Regions from separate parts of the Homo sapiens genome. Here regions 2 and 3 are each linked to region 1. Evidence: chromatin contacts called from ENCODE Hi-C or POLR2A ChIA-PET data. All regions are on one chromosome and are shown on one strand. Each heading gives the region's core, a stretch centred on a gene start or an enhancer-like site at or near the end of the contact. The rest is flanking DNA. Distances are from core to core; before and after follow the strand shown.

Region 1 (3,533 bases), core at 914-3,413:
GTAATGGGATTGGTGGGTCAAACGGTATTTCTGGTTCTAGATCCCTGAGGAATCCCCACACTGTCTTCCACAATGGTTGAACTAATTTACACTCCCACCAACAGTGTCAAAGCATGGAGCACACGTTTGTTCATTCATTGACCGTTCCCTGTGTGTGGCTTTCATAGTATTCATTTGGGATCCTGACGTGAAATGGCCTAACCAGGGTGGAGTGGCAGTTGTGTTCCCGGCACAGGACTGGCCCAGCCCCCGAGCCCTGTAGCTTCCCTAACACCATTCACTCAGGCTCCGTCAGCCTCTCCCGGGTTCCTGGGCTTCTCTGCTTGTTTTCATGAGGTTTGCGCCTTTCTCCTATGCCAATTTACAGTACACCCTTTAGCAGCTGCAGCCACATTTGGCTTTACAACCCCTGGATGCCCTCATGTCCTGCCCAGACCCTTCTTTTGAACTCCACCTGACAACTTGACACCCCCCTTTCCCCAACACTCTTCATCACCCTGCCAGCAGCTGCTCCTCCTGCATTTCTCATCCCCCCACCTCAGAGCTGCCTGAGCCGGGGCTCCCCCGAGCTTGTTCCCCTCCCCTCCTCGGTGAAATCGTGAAGCTGGCTGAGGCCCCTCCCCTCACATAGTGACCTCGGCAGCCTCCCAGTCCATCTGCTTCCAAGATTGGCCCCACCACACCTGCATCTTCATCTTGGTGTCCTAGTGATCCTAGGACATGCCAGCCTTGGGATTGAAAACAGCAGCCTCTCTCCCCAGGACAAGGCCCCGTCACAGCTGTCCCTGTGCCTGTCATCATGGCCCCCTGAAATAAAGTCTGCCTTACCATCTTCACAAAAGGAGAAAGAAAACACAACCCTCATGCTATGGTTCCCCGCCTTACCATCCTTAATGACTCCCATAGCTTCCGGGATACATTTTAAAGCCATATGATGGCACCAGGGGCCTCTTAGCCCCCTCCTTCCTGCCTCTCTCCCATGGGGGTCTTACACTCCAGTTGTACCGAGCTACTGAAGAGCGTTTCCCATCATTTTCCATCCTTCCAGCCTCAGTTCCCCCTCCTCCAGGAAGCCCTCCCTGACTTCCTCGGCTGGGGTAGGAACATTCACACTAGCTGCTTATTATCCTCACAGCATTTTTCCTGAGGTTTAGCTTACAAGAAGTCTTTCTGTTGAATAAATGAAGAAATCAGCAACAAGGGTAATTGTTGCTGAAAGAAAATATTTATTATATTAAACGTAATACATGTTTATTATAGAAAAATAATAAGGAAAATTCAGGCAATAGTAGAAAATAAAAATTATGCCTCATACTTGACCAAGCACAATACCTGTTAACATTTTGTTTATTTTTCTCCATTCTTTTATCTGTGACTTTTTTTTAACATAGTCTCAATTATGTGTCTCTAAATAGCGCATTTTTAAAATCTCCTTTTTTTAAGGAAAGAAATAAGCGTAACTCTTGTATCAAATGCTCTGTAAAAATGTTTTAATGGCCACAAAATATGGCTTTGAGGATGCACCATCACGTCCTCACTTCCGTATTGCTGGACACTGAGGCTTTTGTGTTTGTTTACTGCGGTGAATAGCATTGCAGTGAACATCTTTAAGAGTGAGGTTTTTCTACTTCAAATTATTTCCTTAAATTAGAATATTAGAAGTGCAATTTAAACCCCAAACCTACAAACACGGTTAAGGACCTGGAGCTTTGCTTTCCTGAAAGGGTGTATCAGTTTACACTTGCATTTGTGTTGTCTGAGAGTGTCTTGTTCATCACAGGATTAAGTACTGTGATTATCTCAGCTTTGTAAATTTGACAGCTAAAAACTGGCAGCTAACTGATTCTTAGGTATCTCAAGTTCTTTTTCAAATCGTCAAAACGTGTCTTAGAGTGAGTGTTGATATTTTCTTGCTGATTTGTGGATTGCTTATTAACCTTTTTCATAGTTGTTGCAAATATTTTTTTTCAGTTTAGATTAGGAACTGAATATCTTCCTCATGTCTTTAAAGAAATATGCCTGACCAGGTGCTTGATAACCCTAAACGGAGTTTCCTGCCGGGCTTTCTCTTGTATGATGTTGAGGCCGTCACGGTTTGTTGAGCAGAGGAGTGAGTGCTAAAAGCTGGAGTTCAGCAGAACCACAGTGATGCCTCCACCCCGGGTAAATGCTTAACCACACTCCTCCCTGTAAAAATAACGGTGTCATTAAACATGGACCGGCTGTTCCATGAGCTCATTCCTAGGAAACAGTGGCTGAGTAGCAGAAGCCTGACCGGTCTCCATTTCCGCCCAAATGTGGGATGTGTGCACGTGGCATAGAGCCTCGCACGTTGCTTTTGGGAGAATCAGCTTGAGTCAACTTCTGGCAAAAGATTGGGGCCGTCTTTGGACAGATTTGAATATTAGACACCATATCATCTAATGAAAACCAGCTGGGAAGAGTCAGTTTTCCTGTGTTCTTGGGCATTTGACAAATGGTGGGAGATAGTTCTAATTTTAGAAAGGAAAACGTAATGCATATTCTCATGATGATTTGTCAACTGGATATTTTGCAGAGAGGAAAACGTCTGAAATGTCCCAAATAAAGCTATCTGCTGTCATGAGAACACAGCTGGCAGGGCAGAAAGCAGTGTCGATCAACAGGAGGTCGTCCTGCACCGGGACGTCAGTGCCCCGACACCTCGGTGTGTCCCTTGGCTGTGTGGCCTTGGGCAGGTCACTGGTCAAGCCTGAGATAATGACATTGGTCTGCTGGGGAGCAGCGGCCCTAGGCCAGATGTACTAGGAGGCCCCTTCCTGGCTGTGATTTTAAGATGGAGGGGAAAATGTTTATTTGTTCTGTGAAAGCCAGGGGTGGGGTAGGACAGAGCCAGCAACACCGACAGCCCATCATGCTGAGCCAGAGGTCTGCTGAGCTGAATTGAAGCTGTGTCAACTACAGTACGTGCCTCACCGAGCCTCAGTTTCCACATTGGTGCTGTGCAGATGATAATACAGACTTTGCAAGGCTGTTGAGACTTACCTGCACTAAGACATAGAAAGTGCCCAACACAGCGCCTGCAGGGCCAGCACTCGGTGGCAGTCTAAGGAATGTCTGTCACAGCGCTCCCAGATGGCAGGTCCTGCCTGCCTGGGCCCAGCTCTGGCTGTGTGGCTCAGGACTATGGGACCTCTGCAGGCTGCGTCCCCTGCCTGCCTCAGTTTCTGCGTCTAAGCTAGAAAGCATGATTGTTCCTCCCCGTGGGGCCGTTACGAGAAGCAAGCACATGGAAGCGTGCCAGGCATTTTCCGAACGTCTGGAACATCCTCAGCGGCAGGGTCTCCTCCTCCCTCTCCTCCTCCTCACTTAGAAATATTTTCCCTGGGAGTCCCACGGAGGTCGTGAAGATGACAGAGGCTGCTGGCACTAACAGCTGTGTGGGGCAGCCCAAGCCCCTACTTTGAAAGTTCCATTCCATCCCTCGCATTTCATCTGAAGAGCGCTATGTTCTCCCTGGGGAGAACTGGCCTGTTGCATATGAAGAGTCCAGA
Region 2 (3,463 bases), core at 644-3,143, 510 kb before region 1:
GCTTTCATTTTACTTTGTGGACTCGCCCTGAATTCTTTCTTGAGTGAGATCCAAGAACCCTCTCTGGGGGTCTGGATCCGGACCCCTTTCCGATAACAGTTTGACTGGGCTGAAGTCCAGGTGTCGACAGGATTGATTTCTTCCAGGGGCTCTAGGGAGGATTCATTTCCTTGCCTTTTCCAGCTTCTGGGGGCCACCTGTGTTCCTTGGCTTATGGCCCCTTCTTCGTCTTCAAAGAGCATCACTCCAATGTCTGCTCCAGTGGTCCCATTTTCCCTCTGACTCTGACCCTCTGGCTTCCCCCTTTATAAGGACCCTGTGACGACATAGGGCCCATTTAGATATTCTAGGACAATCTCTTCATTTCAAGAGACTTAATCACATCTGCAAAGTCTTTCTTCCATGTAAGGTGACATTCAGATTCTGGGATTAGGATGTAGTCATCATTGGCTGGGGGGTCATCATTCAGCCTTTCAAACCATAGGTCTTGACTGCTAATGGGTCATGAGAGCAATTTAATGGATCATAAATAGCATTTTTATAAAAATGTGATAGAATAGAATAATAGAATAATCAGAGGCACCACATTTGATACAGGTAAGTGCTGCCTTGTGAAATTTATCTCAGGAATACTCATCTACAGGTCTACATACCCAAGCAAATGTGTCTACAGGGTTCCAGAGCTAAAGGTTGGGCAAATTTGGAAAAACATGGCTGTAGAATATCTGTTGAATGACATTGCCTAGAGTGACCCAGTGAAGATAGAAGAGAACTTGGAGTGAGGCAATTGACCATGCCTTCCCTCTGCTGTGTGACCTTCAGTAAGTCAATTAACCTCTCTGAGTTTGTTTACTGGACTGTAAAACAGGGTTATTGTAATGATCAAATGAAAAAAAAATTGTGAAAGTTCTCTGGAGACATACAAATGTCAGGCAAGGTGGTTAGTGTGGTTAGTCTTCGAGAAGTGAATTGCCTTGAATAAAAGGGGTCTTATATTTGCTGTTCCCTTCGCCTTCCACACGATGGCATCCTTGAAACACAGGGAGGTGGCTGCAGGTGGCCTGTTGTGGCAGCTAGAAAAAGGTGCTAAGGATGTGGGGACATGTATTTCAAACTTTAAAGGGCCAAGGTCTCCACATGAAGGGTCGTCTCGTGAAAAGACTATATTGATATGATTTCCTTTTCCCTTCCAGTGGCAAATCCCCTCCTGACAGGCAAGCTCTTTGCCAAACAGGCGTTTTCCAGTCCTCAGAGCAGCTGCACATCATTATAAACAGTCCCTAAGTAAAGGATTGGCCCTGGACCATGTTGGGTCAATTAGCCCCTTTCTCACCTGGTTCTTTCCACCAAATTTCCAAAACGTTCAGTCTCCCACCACCCAAAACAGAAAACCCTGGTCCCTGCACTCAGAGTTACTACCTTTTATTTATTTTTTTTAAGAGATGGGGTCTCACTATGTTGCCCAAGCTGGACTCGAACGCTTGGGCTCAAGCAGTCCTCCAGCCTCAGCCTCCCAAATAGTTTGGATTACAGGTACCCGCCAGTGCACCTGATTTTAAAATCGCTACCTCTCTTCCTTCCCTCTGCCACCAGATTTCTAGAAGGAGCAGGGCACTCTTGCCTCTGCTTCTGCTATTTATTGACTCTGACTTTCAACCCACAATTCCACACACGGAAGCTCCTTTTCTTCATGGCCTCCTAATTGCAAATTCACATTTTCATTCCAATTTCTTCCTGTGACTTCTCTGCTGTGCATGGTGTTGACCACTTTCTCAGAAACTTTGGGTCTTCCCAGCTTCATCTGGCCTCAGGTCCTGGCTCCTCCCTATATCCGCTCACATCTGGCCTCTCCCCATCAGTCCCTCAGCTCCATCCTCCCTCCACTAGCTGCCAATCATGTGTCCCTGGGTTTCTGTTCCCCACACAGGTGCCTCAGGCAATGGGACTTGCAGACCCACACTCTGCCCCAGCCTCTTGACATGCCCATCAGAGTCCTCATCTGCCATTTGAGAGACAGGAACCCTGGCTCAGATCACAGTATCTCCATGTACCCAGACAGCGGGATCCTAGCAAGAGGGGCTGTCTGCTCAAGGTCATGAGAAAGTGGCAAGCAAAAGAGAAGGGTCGCCTTCCTCGGGATGGGCCAGCCTGAAGGAGTCAGAAGAGCGGGGAGGTATGAGGAACTCTATCTTGGGGCTGAACAGAAGCCCACAGTGCAGCCAGGAAGTGTGACATGAACAGTTCAGGCTGTGCACAAAGACGGGGAGAATGCTGGAGGTTTCTTATGGCAATGAGAGTTTCACACACCTGCCTTATTGCTTAGCCTTTGTGTTTCCCCTCAGGGATTAGCAATGCAATTCGAAAATAAAACTCACTGTGTGGCTGTTGGAGGGGGTAGCACACAGGCTGCCTCACAGCCAGCACAGGCAAGAAAGTCCCCCCAGGACTCAACAGCAATGGATTTGCAGCGGTGGGTGGCGTTTCCTGTGCCTTTACCCTGGGCTGGCCCCTGTGAAGTGCTTTCTGAGGACTGTCTCAGTCAGTCTTTCCAGCAACCTCAGGAGGCATCATTACCCTCCCCATTTTACCATGAAGGAAACCGAGGCTCAGAGAAGCAAGGAAGTTCCCTAAGGTCACACAGCCGGCCCAGAGGATCAGAACACAAGCCCAGGGGACGCAGCCCCAGGAGCTAATGAGAAAAGTGCCTGTGATTCGGCTTCAGGTCATACTGAGCACTTCTGTAGGCCATGCAAACACATTCTTTTTTTCTTTTTTTCCTAATGCAGGTTAGGGCTTAACTGGAACTTAACTGGAAACTTCTGTGCACATCTGCAGACACAGAAAAATGAAAACTTTAGCAACCAGCTGCATGTCCCAGAGAACAATTTTCCAAGGATAAAAGACACTCAGTGACTTCACAAGCACGGCACTGTGATGTCCCCTCCCTCCCCCTTTCATGAAATTCAGATGTCATTAGAGTAGGCTCCTAACCGTCCTTACCACATCAGCCCTAGGATGCCTCACTGAGGGCATGCGCTCAGTCATCAAGAGCACGCGGTGGTTTGTGTGCAGAGGGAACTACCCAAGGGAACAAAAAATAAGAAAAGACCTCAAAGTGGCCCCTGCCCCTGCCCACAGACAGGGAACCGGGTCTTTGTTTTGCTTCCTACGGGGAAGCATGCCCTGGGCAGTGGGTCTGGGGTGTGAAGACAGCCACCTCCCCACTCCAGCGTCTGCGGCTGCAGGTAGGGGAGGAGGCTGGGAGGAGGCCCTTCCGCACTTCCAAGCTGATCAGCGCAGCGTGAGCGCCGGCGTGCGAGTGGGTGCCGCGTCCAGACGGTTTCCATTTCCCCGGATAACCACGGAAAACATGAATCAGGAGGGCCCCGCGCTGGCCCAGCTGCAGTGTGGGGGCACACGCCGGTGAGTCACAGGCTGTGCTGCCAGCGCTGTTTTTCACATT
Region 3 (3,572 bases), core at 863-3,362, 530 kb after region 1:
CTTTCCCACTGTATCTGGCAAAAGGCTGCTAAGGTGCCAACCTATGAGATTCTGAGTTGCCAGGTTTTTTGTCAGTCAAGGGAGCCTGCTCCTGAGCAGAACCTAATTAATTGCAGGTAAAAAGCAATGGAGATTTTAAGACTCATAGGTTTACACGCACACTGGTGAATCCAAATGCTGTCCCAAATATATTCAGATAGAAATTATACTCCATTGACAAGAGAAAAAAGACTGCTACACAAATCCAATTTTTACCCACAGCTAAAACCGTGGTTATTTTGAAAATGAATGGCTGAGTCAAGTTCAAAGACTCCAGGACCAGTTACTGAGATGCTCTGTACCATCAGAACGGTCAGTGGGGGCAGGGCACGGTGGCTCACACCTGTAATCCCAGCAATTTGGGAGGCCGAGGCGGGCGGATCACCTGAGGTCAGGAGTTCAAGACCACCCTACCCAACATGGTGAAACCCCGTCTCTACTAAAAATATAAAAATTAGCCGGGTGTGGTGGTCGGCGCCTGTAATCTCAGCTAGTAGGGAGGCCTAGGCAGGAGAATTGTTTGAACCCGGAGGTTGCAGTGAGCTCAGATCTCACCATTGCACTCCAGCCTGGGCGACAAGAGTGAGACTCCGTCTCAAAAAGTAAAATAAAATAAAATGTTTTCTCGCCCAGAATTACTGCAAATCACAAGCCTGAACATCCTTGGAAGCTCAATTCAAACACTGCCTCCTTCCCCAGTCTCTCGGTGCCCGACAATCCCTCCTCAAGAGTCCTCAGCATTTCCCACAGTCATTAACTTTTGCCAGTTTTAATTACCGTAATTAGTACCCTTCAGAAAGCAGCTCTTAGAAAGCGAAGGCTGGGCCTTACTCACCTCCGTCTACCCTACAACAGCAGCTCCCAAACCACTGGTCTCCAGCCCCCGCTGGGTTGGCCTGGGGATTTAGTAACAGATTCGGAAACCCCACTCTCAGGGATTCGGATTTACTGGGGCTGAGGTGGGCCTGGAAATCTGAACGTCTTAAGTTTTCCAGGTTTTCTGCCCCCAAGTTAAATTTTGTAATAAGGCCCTAAACTACAACATCAAGCTGGAAGTCTTGCATATGAAATATTCACGCGTTTTGACAGATGAAACCCGGAGACTGTAACCCACAGGACGCAGGGATTAACACAGGCCCTGTTTCAAGCTGCTAGGATGCTGAGCTCAAACCACAGCCCACAGGGACTCCCACTGGCAGGGGCCAGCGCTTAGGAGATGAGCGGACCCCTTAACTTCAAGGAGAGGGGGAACTTCCCGTGGACCAGAAAAAAAAAAAAAAAACTACTGTTAATTATCACAAAATCACAGGATGACAGAGGAGGCATCCTGTCTTCCAGGCTTCAAAAACACGAAGGATTAAGATGGTGATTAATTCAATCTCCAGTGCAAATAAAAACGCCAAGCCCCTGAACTTGCACCGGCCCGGAACGCGGCCGTTCCACAGCCCGCGGGTGAAGTGCGGCCCGGAAGCCGCGGGCGGGCGACGCGCAAGGCAGCCCAGGCCGCGGGTGGAATCGGGGCGCGGGGGCCCGCGGTGCCGCCGGGCGTTCAGAGCCGGTCCCTCGGGTCGGCCCACGCGGTCGCGCCGGCGCCTTTCACCGCCACGCAGAGGGGCCGTGGCCACGACGGCTCGGCCCTTTCCTTCCTGCGTAGCGAAAATGGCGGAGCGGCCTCTCCGAGCTCCGCGAGCGACCGGGCCTCCGACAGGGCCGCCAGTGGGCCGGACGGGGCCTGGCCAGGCAGGAGCAGGCCCCGTGCAGCCCGCGCCGCCCGCCGCCTCCCAGCGCGGGCGCCGCCTCAGCCGCCCCGGGCCTCAGGCCGCCCCCATCCCGCCTGCTCTCCCTTCCCTGGCCGGCCCGGCGGCAACGCCGCTTACCGGCAGCCGGGCGCGGCGAGCGCTCGGGCTCCGGCAGGTCCCCGAAGAGGTCCATGGCGGAGGCTGGGTGGAGGCGGCAGCAGCGACAGACACTCAGCCCGCGAGCAGCGGCCGGGCTCCACACCCCGGGCGGGCGGCAGCAGCGGGCGGGCGACGGGCAGGGGCGGCCGGCGCCGTCAGTCACCTGCAGGGAGAGTCCCGGACGCCACCAATCGGCGCGCGGCGTGGCCCGGCCGCCCCAGAGGGCTGCGCGCGGGCTGGGCGGGGCGGCTGGGGGCGGGGCGGTGCGCATGCGCGTGGGCCCCTCCCGCGCCCCGACTGCGAGCCGGGCGGACGGCGCCGTCTGGGCCCCGCGGTGTTTCCCGCCTTGGCGAACCCCGGGCCCCTCCTGCTTTTCCTTGGCTGGGGGTGTCCGATTTCTGTCAAGTTTCGTTGAGTTCCTGTCCAAGAAGCCCTGTCCAGAGAGAAACGTCTGAGCTCAAGGGCAGCCCCTGATGCCTGGGAAGGCTTTCTGGAGCTCTTGCCATCTCTTCGGCTCGTCCTTTCACCACGGCGTGCCTGGTTTCTGGCCTGTTTTAGAGACTGAGAAACCGAGGCTTGGATGGAGCGGCCCTGGGCGTCAGGACGGAAACCTCAAAAGATGCCGGAGGGAAAGGAGGCATTCCCTGACTTGTCTGCACCCACTGGTGTCTGTGGGGAGCGGAGAAGAGGGGCTCCTCCTTAATGGTGTCCCCCTCCATGCCTGTAAAGAGAAAGGCGGCCACTGACATCGGGGAGCTGGCCTGGTTCTGCAGCCAGGACTTGGGGTTGGTCTGGCACAAACAGCTAGGCCTGGGTGTTCTCTTTGAATGTGAACAATTTCATAAAACACCAACATCAGGCCGTGATACAGATCAAGAGAAAAAAACAGACCACTGTGTAATCAAGTGTGAACACAGACAAAACAGGAACACTGTCCAAGCCACAAAAGTGACCACATTCCCCTCGTCTTGGCCAATAAGAGTGATTGCTGCTTCTTTACCATTACATGTTTAGCCTTTGTCTCGTCCTCCTGCCGTCTAGATAAGCTTCATCAAGATATCCAATCATGGAATCCTCCTCTTCCTGACATCCAATCCGGAGCAAAGGCCCGTTTCCATAAATGTTTCCCCAAATCAACTAACACAAACCCAAATCTTACACCTCCGTTCCAACATCGTTTACCCAAGTTCCCCAGGTTATGTGGTCTCCCTCCATGCAAAGAGTTTTCAGCCCAGTTCATTCTGGGGCAGATGTATTTCTGACGCTCTCTGGCTGTAGGACATGGAGGGAGCCCAACAAGGCTTCATGCCTCTCATCTGCGTGGCTTCTCACTAGCAACCGTTTGAGATATTCATGCTGCCTCCTCCATTACAGCAGAAACACTCAAGTAACAATGCTTGTAACCGTTAAAGAAAGAGGAAATAAATACAAAAAGCGGCTCAACATTAAAAGGTTTATTTCAGAGAATAAACCTGAGAGGGGATTCTGGCCAATTTCGATCAGGAGCGCTCTCTCTTACAGACTAAGCATTCTCTCTTACAGACTAAGGATATTTAAGGGTTTTGGAAGTGGGGGAACGTTTATTGCAGGGTTGGAATGTCTCTGGTCGGAGGGGAGGCTATTGGAGGAGAGGTT

What was found. A loop is a pair of places that touch in the nucleus more often than their neighbours do. ChIA-PET counts read pairs that join two places held with the same protein, here RNA polymerase II (POLR2A). Pooled maps may share reads with other maps.
Region 2: a loop to region 1 is called in a map of OCI-LY7, with 2.9 times the contacts of the local background. The contact joins two enhancer-like sites. A Hi-C loop is called at or near these places in 1 of 168 maps with a recorded cell type or tissue (OCI-LY7) and 7 of 50 pooled maps. POLR2A ChIA-PET finds 5 or more read pairs at or near these places in 1 of 52 experiments (Panc1).
Region 3: a map of CD4-positive, alpha-beta memory T cell shows a loop between it and region 1 (6-fold over the local background). The contact joins the promoter of ILKAP here to the enhancer-like site in region 1. A Hi-C loop is called at or near these places in 1 of 168 maps with a recorded cell type or tissue (CD4-positive, alpha-beta memory T cell), 1 of 37 single-sample maps with no recorded cell type and 10 of 50 pooled maps. POLR2A ChIA-PET finds 5 or more read pairs at or near these places in 2 of 52 experiments (BJ and CD8-positive, alpha-beta memory T cell).

Annotation. Positions count from the first base shown.
Region 1 is chr2:237,667,573-237,671,105 of GRCh38, forward strand. All of the region lies in intron 1 of LRRFIP1 (LRR binding FLII interacting protein 1), which reads left to right. Among named protein-coding and RNA genes, the nearest start is that of LRRFIP1, 42 kb to the left of the region's middle. Within about 2 kb of position 2,164, at least 19 of the 41 ENCODE cell types and tissues checked have a DNase peak (open chromatin) inside an H3K27ac peak, as active enhancers do; they include OCI-LY7, where a contact is called at or near this core.
Region 2 is chr2:237,153,220-237,156,682 of GRCh38, forward strand. No RefSeq gene overlaps it. Among named protein-coding and RNA genes, the nearest start is that of COPS8, 69 kb to the left of the region's middle. RefSeq lists an enhancer at 2,820-3,354. Within about 2 kb of position 1,894, at least 17 of the 41 ENCODE cell types and tissues checked have a DNase peak (open chromatin) inside an H3K27ac peak, as active enhancers do; they include OCI-LY7, where a contact is called at or near this core.
Region 3 is chr2:238,201,583-238,205,154 of GRCh38, forward strand. ILKAP (ILK associated serine/threonine phosphatase) reads right to left here and starts at 2,113. Exons shown (of 12, transcript NM_030768.3): 1 at 1,917-2,113. The coding sequence starts at 1,971. RefSeq lists enhancers at 1,100-1,159, 2,122-2,994 and silencers at 1,530-1,619, 1,740-2,309.